2 separate regions of the Homo sapiens genome follow, and region 1 is linked to region 2. A link is an interaction called in ENCODE POLR2A ChIA-PET data of the cell type or tissue named here. Cell type or tissue: PC-9. All regions are shown on one strand. Region 1 overlaps PAFAH1B1 (platelet activating factor acetylhydrolase 1b regulatory subunit 1). Region 2 has its middle 10 kb from the start of RAP1GAP2.

Region 1 (5,000 bases), 130 kb after region 2:
AATGGTTAAGAAAAATAAAAAAGAAAATGGTTAAAATCAAAACTGAGATGAAGGACTTTTATCCATGAGCAAACAGATCCTAAGCTAGACACAGCCTAGGCTTAAATATCAAACTATTACAAACATAACGAATGAAATTATTTTCTAAACTATTACAAGTTTATGAAAATGCCAGCATTCGATTTTAAGCACTTTAGCTGACTTCCTACATTCTTTTCATTTGTTTTTATCCCCTAGGGTAATTTCTGCAGCTGTAATACTAGTCATAACACCTCATCAATACCACCCATAAGATTTTTTTTTTTTTTTTTTTTTTTGAGATGGAGTCTCCTCCAGGCTGGAGCGCAATGGCGCAAGCTCGGCTCACTGCAACCTCCGCCTCCTGGGTTCAAGCAATTCTCCTGCCTCAGCCTCCTGAGTAGCTGGGATTATAGGCACCCACCACCACGCCCAGCTAATTTTTTGTATTTTTTTGTAGAGATGGGGTTTCATCACGTCAGCCTCCCAGAGTGCTGGGATTACAGACATGAGCCACCACGCCTGGCCAATAATAGTATTTTACAAACTGTATACTCTAGCATTCTAAGAATGAAAAAGTTCTAAGAGTTCCGTAACCATTTTAATTTCATTGCTCATATGAAGAAAAAACAAGGTTAAGTCAAAGGCTGATGAACTGAGATGTTTTCTTACTAGACCCATTTAAAGAGATACACTAATAGCCAGGACAATCCTAAGCAAAAAGAACAAAGCTGGAGGCATCACACGTACTACCTGACTTCAAACTATACTACAAGGCTACAGTAACCAAAACAGCATGCTACTGGTACCAAAACAGACACACAGACCAAGGGAACAGAACAGAGACCTCAGAAATAACACCACATATCTACAAACATCTGATCTTCAACAAACCTGACAAAAACAAGCAATGGGGAAAGGATTCCTTAATTAATAAATGGTGCTCAAAAAACTGGTTAGCCATATGCAGAAAACTGAAACTGGACCCCTTCCTTACACCTTATACAAAAAATAAGTCAAGATGGATTAAAGACTTACATGTAAAACCCAAAACCATAAAAATCCTAGAAGAAAACCTAGGCAATACCATTCAGGCATGGGCAAAGATTTCTTGATGAAAATGCCAAAAGCAACTGCATCAAAAGCTAAAATTGACAAGTGGGATCTAATTAAACTCAAGAGTTTCTGCACAGCAAAATAAACTATCATCAGAGTGAACATGCAACCTACAGAACGGGAAAAAAAAACCATCAAAAAGTGGGCAAAGGATATGAACAGACACTTCTCAAAAGAAGACATTTATGTGGCCAAAAAACATATGAAAAAAAGCTCAACATCACTGATCATTAGAGAAATGCAAATCAAAACCACAATGAGATACTATCTCACACCAGTCAGAATGGCGATTATTATAAAGTCAAGAAACGAAAGATGCTGGCAAGGCTGTGGAGAAATAGGAATGCTTTTACACGATTGGTGGGAATATAAATTAGTTCAACCATCATGGAAGATAGTGTGGTGATTCCTCAAGAATCTAGAAGCAGAAATACCATTTGACCCAGCAATCCCATTACTGGGTATATACCCAAAGGAATATAAATCATTTTGCTATAAAGACACATGCACACATGTTTACTGCAGCACTATTTACAACAGCAAAGACATGGAACCAACCCAAATGCCTATCAATGACAGACTGGATAAAGAAAATGTGGTACACATACACCATGGAATACTATGCAGCCATAAAAAGGAATGAGATCATGTCCTTTGTGGCGACATGGATGAAGCTAGAAGCCACCATCCTCAGCAGACTAACACAGGAACAGAAAACCAAGCACCGCATGCTCTCACGCATAACTGGGAGTTGAACAATGAGAACACATGGACCACAGGGAGGGGAACAACACACACCCGGGCCTGTTGGTGGGGGTGGGGGTTGAGGGGAGGGAGAGCATCAGGACAAATAGCTAATGCGTGTGGAGCTTAAAACCTAGGTGATGACTTGATAGGTGCAGCAAACCACCATGGCACACATTTACCTATGTAACAAACCTGCACATTCTGCACATGTATCCCGGAACTTAAAGTAAAATAAAAATTAAAAAAAAAAAAAGATACACTGAAAAGGCTAAGCTTGCATATTCAGGGCAGCAATGGAGATAACATGCATTCCTCTAAAAGGTCCAGGGGCCCAACAAATCTGAGATGTCTGCAGGGCTGTTGAAGGCTCTGGGAAGGTAACACAAAAGACCAGGCAGTATCAAGCATGACACCACCAGAAGCACACATGGAGTCATCCTTAGTACCCTCCTCCAAAAGACATCTCTCACACCACCCCGGGCTATACTGTTTTAGATAACAAGATGAAACTATATAGTCTTGGGAGAGAATGTGATTAAAATTTATTTCCAGGGCAGAGATATACAGGGGATCATTCCCTAAGCTGCAGCCACAGGATATCAATCAAGTCTCAAACAGGTAACAAGGCTTCCTAATTTTTTTTTGAAACGGAGTCTCACTCTGTCACCCAGGCTGGAGTGCAGTGGCATGATCTCGGCTCACTGAAGCCTGTTTCCTGAGTTCAAGTGATTCTCATGCCTCAGCCTCCTGAGTAGCTGGGATTACAGGTGAGCACCACCATGCCCAGCTAATTTTTTTTTTAATATTTTTAGTGGAGACGGGGTTTCACTGTGTTGGCTAGGCTGGTCTCAAACTCCTGGCCTCATGTGACCTGACTGCCTTGGCCTCCCAGTGCTGGGATTACAGTCATCAGCCACCACGCCCAGCCAAGGCTTCCTTTTTTTTTTTTTTTTTTTTTGGCGAGGCAGTCTCACTCTGTCGCCAGGCTGGAATGCAGTGGCACAATCTCAGCTCACCACAACCTCACGATTCTCCTGGCTCAGCCTCCCGAGTAGCTGGGACTACAGGCGTGTGCCACCATGCCCAGCTAATTTTTGCATTTTTAGCAGAGACGGGGTTTCACCATATTGGCAAGGATGGTCTCGATCTCTTGACCTTGTGATCCGCCCGCCTTGGCCTCCCAAAGTGCTGGGATAACAGGCGTGGGCCACTGTACCTGGCCTTTTTTTTTTTGAAACGGAGTCTTATTCTGTCATCCAGGCTGCAGTGTGGCAATCTCGGCTCACTGCAACCTCCCCCTCCTGGGTTCAAGCGATTCTCCTGCCTCAGCCTCCTGAGAAGCTGAGACTACAGGCACGTGCCATTAGGCCCAGCTAATTTTTGTATTTTTAGTAGAGACGGGGTTTTGCCATGTTGGCCAGGGTGGTCTTGAATTCATGATCTCAAGTGATTCGTCCACCTTGGCCCAAAGTGCTGGGATTACAGGTGTGAGCCACTGTGTCCAGCCAAGACTTCCTAAACTTTTATGCTACAATACCCTACTGACTCTTCAGGGAAAGGGCAGCACAGATGTGATGAGTTCCTGGCCATAGGTCTTATACTTCTCCAACCTCACGTACCCTAAGAAATCTGTCTGACAAATTGATTGCCATTACCATCCTTCACCATCACATTCTAAGATAACTACTTCCAAAAGGTAGTTCAGGATTTAACTACTACCAGTCTTAGGACAAGTACAAGTTCAGCAAGAGGTTATAATGAGACCTTATCCATGGCAGAGACAAAGTGAAGAAGAATGTAATTCAGGCAATGCAGGGTGAGTGGACCTTTATCTTCCCCATCAAGCAAAAAGAACCCTGTACCCAGTATACTAGCCTGCTCGATTCCATTTCTTTTCATCAGACGGCTGGGTCTCAGATGACATCCTGATATACCCTCCAGCCCACAGTTGCAACAAAAGCCAAAAATGATCTACCAGTTAAGTATATCACACTGCACTTTTTAAAAAGCAAAACCAAATAAATAAACAAAAAATATGCATTACTGTTCATTCTCGTATTTCGATTAAATTTCTTGAGTAATGGAAACACAAAACAGAGGGCAGTCACTAAACAGTTGTTTTCAGCCTCCACCCTTATTTATCTGTGTTTCCCTCTTTACCCTTTTAACCTGTTAAGAAAAATAACATTACTGAAAACTAAAATACTTAAAGGTCTAAGAGAGAAAGGGGGTTGGGGGAGAGGGAGAGAGAATGTCACACTAACCCAGCTGAACTCCTAATTATGTTGTTTTAAAGTTACTATATTATTGACTGACACTTAGAAAAAAACTGCATGGCCTGCTACAGGCCAGAGGTCAGCTACGTTTCCAGAGAGGAGGAGATTTTGCCTTAGTTGTTCAGCATAATTTACAACTGTGAGATCCACTCAGGATATATTCCTATAAAAATATTTTGCATTATTTCAAAAACTCATAAGGCAAAGTCAGGTTGTACAATAGGAAAGATACACAATACAACTGTCATGTATTGAATAGTTTGAAACATTTATATTTTTAAAATGTAAAGCAAAATTTCACTATAAAACATGTAAAGAAAAAAGGAAAGAGGAAGAAGGGATGAGTGCTTGTTATTTCCAGTTTTATACCAAGGAATATAAAAGAAGGTTAAGTTATATATGGTCCCTTGCCTCCTAGGATCTTGTAAACCTATCTGAGGAGCAAAATAAAAGCTACTGAAGTCTATGAAATTTAATTCAAAGACGAGAGAAATGAGACTGAATGGAAGAATCTTTTTATAAAGGCGAGATGCGAGGACTTAAAGGAAATAGTAAGTATTACCTAGGCAGGGAGCTGAGCTGGACCAAGTGAATCAGAATGGTACATTATGGAGATCTCAATGTTTACCTAAAAACATCTGATCAAATTCAACATTCTTGGCCAGGCGTGGTAGCTCACGCCTGTAATCCCACCACTTTGGGAGACTGAGGTGGGTGGATCACTTGAGGTCAGGAGTTTGAGACCAGCCTGGCCAACATGGTGAAACCTCAGCTCTACTAAAAATACAATATTAGCCGGGCACGGCGGTGGACACCTGTAATCCCAGCTACTTGGGAGGCTGA
Region 2 (5,000 bases):
TGAGAACCCGCCTTCTCCTGCCCTCAGCTATCAACGCTCCTCGTTCTTGTGCCTTAGGACTTGGACTAGAACATACCACCAGCTTTCCTGGATCCCCAGCTAATAGACGGCAAATCATGGGACTTCTCGGCCTCCAAAATTGCATTAACCTGATGGGGTGCAGTGGCTCATGCCTGGCTGGGGCTCAGTAATCCCAGCACTTTGGGAGGCCAAGGCAGGTGGATCACTTGAGGTCAGGAGTTCGAGACCAGTGTGATCAACATGGTGAAACCCACGTCTCTACTAAAAATACAAAAAAAAATCTGGGCATGGTGGCGGGCACCTGTAATCCCAGCTACTCAGGAGGCTGAGGCAGGAGAACTGCTTGAATCAGGGAGGTAGAGGTTGCAGTGAGCTGAGATTGTGCCACTGCACTCCTGCCTGGGCAACAGAGCCAGTCTCTATCTCAAAGCAAACAAACAAAAAAACCCCACAAAATTGCATGAACCAATCCCTCATAATAAATCTAAACACACACACACATACACACACACCCCTATATACATATGTATATATTTCCTATTAGTTCTATTTCTCTGCAAAGCCCTGACTAATACACTCTATCAAAATTGTTTAAGTGCACATACCCTTTATGCCAACAATTTTGTTTTTAGAAATTTATTGCACAGGTTAACTCATACCACTTGACAAGATCTATGTATACAGATGTTAATCATATCATTATAATAGCAAATTCAAAAAATAATCTAAATGATCATCAACTGAGGATTAACTACATTGCAGAATAAGCGTACAATGGAATACTATCTAGCCACTGAAAATAACGAGGTAGCACTTAATATATGTTAATATATGAAGATATGCTAAAAGTTCAAGTTTTAAAAAACAGGCACAGGCTGGGCGCGGTGGCTCATGCCTGTAATCCCAGTACTTTGGGAGGCCGAGGCGGGCAGATCACGAGGTCAGGAGATTGAAACCATCCTGGCCAACATGGTGAAACCCCATCTCTACTGAAAATACAAAAACTTAGCCAGGTGTGGCGGCATGCGCCTGTATTCCCAGCTACTCGGGAGGCTGAGGCAGGAGAATTGCGTGAACCTGGGAGAGGCAGCTTGCAGTGAGCTGAGATGGCGCCACTGCACTCCAGCCTGGGCGACAGAGCAAGACTCCATCTCAAAAAAAACAAAACAAAACAAAAAAACAGGCTCAGCGTGTGGTGACTCACACCTGTCATCCTAGCACTTTGGGAGGCCAAGGCAGGGGGATTGCTTGAGCCCAGGAGTTTGTGACCAGTCCCAGCAACATAGTAAGACCCCATCTGTACAAAAATTTTTTTAAATTAGCCAGGCATGGTGCTGTGCACCTGTATTCCCAGCTACCTAGAAGGCTGATGTGGAAGGATCACTTGAGCCCAGGAGGTTGGGGCTGCAGTAAAGACCACTGCACTCCAGTGTGGCCAAAAAGCAAGACTCTGTCTCGAAAAAAAAAAAGAAAAAAAAAAAAAAACCAAAGCTGGGCATGGTGGCTCACACCTGTAATCCCAGCACTTTGGAGGCCATGGTGGGGTGGATCACTTGAGGTCAGGAGTTCGAGACCAGCCTGGCCAACATGGTAAAACCCTGTCTCTACTAAAAACTACAAAACTAGCCAGGTATGGTGGCATGCGCCTATAACCCCAGCTATTTGGGAGGCTGGGGCAGGAGAATGGCTTGAACCCGGGAAGCGGAGGTTGCAGTGAGCAGAGATCGCGCCCCTGCGCACCAGCCTGGGGACAGAGCGAGACTCCATCTCAAAAAAAAAAAAAAAAAAAAAAAGGCTGGGAGCGATGGCTCACGCCTGTAATCCCAGCAGTTTGGGAAGCCAAGGTGGGTGGATCACTTGAGGTCAGGAGTTTGAGACCAGCCCTGCCAAGATGGTGAAACCCCGTCTCTACTAAACACTACAAAAATTAGCCGGGCATGGTGGCACCTGCCTGTAATCCCAGCTACTCAGGAGACTGGGGCAGGAGAGTCGCTTGAATCCGGGAGGCAGAGGGTGCAGTGAGCCCGAGACCACGCCACTGCACTCCAGCCTGGGCAACAGAGTGAGACTCCATCGCAAAACATTAAAAAAAAAAAAAATTGAAGAAAAAAAAAGAAAAGAAAGGCTTGGACCGTGGGGGCTGTCTGAAGGAGCTTCTCACTAAAGGAGAACACACAGCCAACTCTGCCCACACCCACCCAGCTGGGTCACTCCCGCCCTCCCCTGCTAAGGCGGGGCACCTGGCGCCTCCCAGGACCGGCCAGAAGGTGGGCGTTTGCGCCCTCTGCAGGCAAGCTTGGGTGGTGCGAGGAGGAAAGGGAGCGTCTTCCTGGGCTTGTTTCTAGGATGGCAGCCATGTTGCCCTCTGGCGGAAGGGGTTGAAGGGAGGGGGAAATCCTCCTCCTGCAAAAGATAAGCAACCACCACCTGGTGTCAGAACACACGGATTCCAGCCCCAGTCCTGACATTAAATGTAGCTGTGAGGAAACCACTTAAACTCCCTCTGCCTCAGGTTTTTCATCTGTAAAGAATAACTCCAGGCTGGGCGCGGTGGCTCACGCCTGTAATCCCAGCACTGTGGGAGGCCGAGGCGGACGGATCACCTGAGGTCAGGAGTTCGAGATCAGCCTGGCCAACATGGTGAAACCCCGTCTCTCCTAAAAATACAAAATTAGCCAGGCATGGTGGCACATGCCTGTAATCCCAGCTACGCAGGAGGCTGAGGCAGGAGAATCGCTTGAACCCGGGAGGTGGAGGTTGCGGTGAGCCGAGATCTGACCACTGCACTCCAGCCTGGGCAACAAGAGCAAATCTCTGTCTAAAAAAAAAAAAAAAAAAAAGTCATACTTTTTACTTCCTTTCATCTTTACCATACCACAGTCTCCCTCCTGGTAAGTAACTGGAGCCTCAGAGAGGTTAAGAGACTCGTCCAAGGTCACAGTGTAGCAGGACGAGCCACAGACAAAACTCCTCAGACACCGGATTAAAGAAGGAAGAGGTTTTTATTCGGCCGGGAGCATCGGCAGACTCGCGTCTTAAGAACCGAGCTTCCCGAAAAAGAAATTCTTGGCCTTTTTAAAGGCTTACAACTTAAAGGGGTCCACGTGAAAAGGTCGTGATACATCAAGCAAGCGTGGGAAATGTGACTGGGAGCTACATGCATCAGCTAACAGAACAAAAAGTTTCACAATGCTTTTTTCATACAGTGTCTGGAATTTACAGATAACAAAAGTAGTTTAGGTCAGGGGTTGATGTTATAATTATCACTTTTTTTAACTCCTAGGGCCGGGTGGTGGTGCCAAGGTTGTCTGGCTATTTATCTTACTTTTTTTTTTTTTCCAACTTTTTGCTTTTTCTCTCCTCCTATCTTGTGAACTAGGCAAGGTGGGGGCAGGAGGGCAGCAGGAGGAGCAGTGGTCTCCTTCCTTAACAGGGCTGGAAGGTGACAGAATTCAAACCCAGAGTCCCCCTTTGAGCCCTTCTGCCATTCCTTCAGGGAAGGCTCAGAGGAGAGCAGGCCCTAAATGAGGGCTGCGTTAGATGGGAGACACTGCCAGGCTGGGCTCGTGCAAACCCCCAGATTCTTCCTGGGCCCCCTGCCAACGCTCTGCTCAGGAGCAGCCCTAACCTGGGCCACAAGGAGCAAACCCTGAGATTCCTCCCTGAGGCCAGCAAGCGAGGCAGGGGGATGATGCCGCAGGGGGATGATGCCGCAGGCAGATGAACAGTGACTCAGGTGGAAGCAGGCGGCAGGGACAGGGAGAAGCGGAGAGCTCCCTCAGCTCAAACACAGCATGTTCAGGCCTCACCATCTTGATTTTTCCTGGATAAAGATGGGGGTCTGGTGGGGTTCATCCCAGCCCCAAGCCCAGAGCAATTCTGCCTGAGCCCCACCCTCATGGTATCTCCATCAGCAACATGTGTCCCAGGCCCCTTGAAGGGAGCAGGGCTGACCTGTAATGAGATAATAAACTGGGACAGAAAAGGCCTTTCCCATTCAAGTTCCCCCTTCTCTCATTACGGGCCCCACCCTCAGCAGGGCTCTGCACAGTAAGATGCCTCCTGGACTACATGAGAGTAGGCGGGGATCTGGGGACAGACCCAAGCCTCACCTGTGGCCAGGGGATCAGTGAGCAAAAGTGTAGCTGCTGCTAAAAGAATAAACTGCTGGCCGGGCGCGGTGGCTCACGCCTGTAATCCCAGCACTTTGGGATGCCGAGTCGGGCGGATCACTTGAGGTCAGGAGTTCAAGACCAGCCTGGCTAACATGGCAAGACCCTGTCTCTACTAAAAATACAAAAATTAGCCAGGTGTCATGGCAGGCACCTGTAGTCCCAGCTATTTGGGAGGCTGAGGCAGGAGAATCGCTTGAGTCCGGGAGATGGAGGTCGCAGTGAGCCGAGATCACGCCACTGTACTCCAGCCTGGGCGACAGAGCGAGACTCTGTCTCTAAATAAATAAAAATAGGCCAGGCGTGGTGGCTCACGCCTGTAATCCCAGCACTTTGGGAGGCCGAGGAGGACAGATCACAAGGTCAGGAATTCGAGACCATCCTGGCTAACACAGTGAAACCCTCGTCTCTACTAAAAATACAAAAAATTAGCCTGGCGTGGTGGCATGGACCTGTAGTCTCAGCTACTTGGGAGGCTGAGACAAGAGAATCACTTAAACCCGGGAGGTAGAGGTTGCAGTGAGCCGAGATTGCGCCACTGCATTCCACCCTGGGCAACAGAGCAAGACTCCATCTCAATAAATAAACAAATAAAATAAAAAGTGAAATAGCTTCCACCTGGCTCTCTTTCTGGGCATGCTTGTCCCTTAGCTCAGCCACCATGCTGGGAGGAAGCCCAATCTAGCATGTGGAGACAGCACATAGAGAGGCCCATGTGCAGAGGAACTGACCCAAAGCCAACAGCCAGCAAGAAACGCCAGACGTGTGAGCGACTAAGCCTTCAGATGGCTTCAGCCCCTAGACCTT

Evidence for each region. Peaks named below come from ENCODE experiments on the same cell type or tissue, not always from the same donor. Only the 100,000 strongest peaks of a DNase experiment are listed, where the experiment ranks them.
Region 1: POLR2A ChIA-PET joins it to region 2 with 5 read pairs; 1 of 35 experiments calls an interaction of 5 or more read pairs at or near these places.

Annotation. Positions count from the first base shown.
Region 1 is chr17:2,657,360-2,662,359 of GRCh38, reverse strand. All of the region lies in intron 2 of PAFAH1B1 (platelet activating factor acetylhydrolase 1b regulatory subunit 1), which reads right to left. Among named protein-coding and RNA genes, the nearest start is that of MIR6776, 33 kb to the left of the region's middle. RefSeq lists an enhancer at 2,816-3,317. In PC-9, no CTCF peak of the experiment used is centred here; a DNase peak (open chromatin) is centred at 2,819.
Region 2 is chr17:2,783,761-2,788,760 of GRCh38, reverse strand. It overlaps a transcript of RAP1GAP2 not described here. Among named protein-coding and RNA genes, the nearest start is that of RAP1GAP2, 10 kb to the left of the region's middle. In PC-9, CTCF peaks have their summits at 2,104 and 2,304 (motif pointing left); a DNase peak (open chromatin) is centred at 2,300; H3K27me3 peaks cover 322 bases.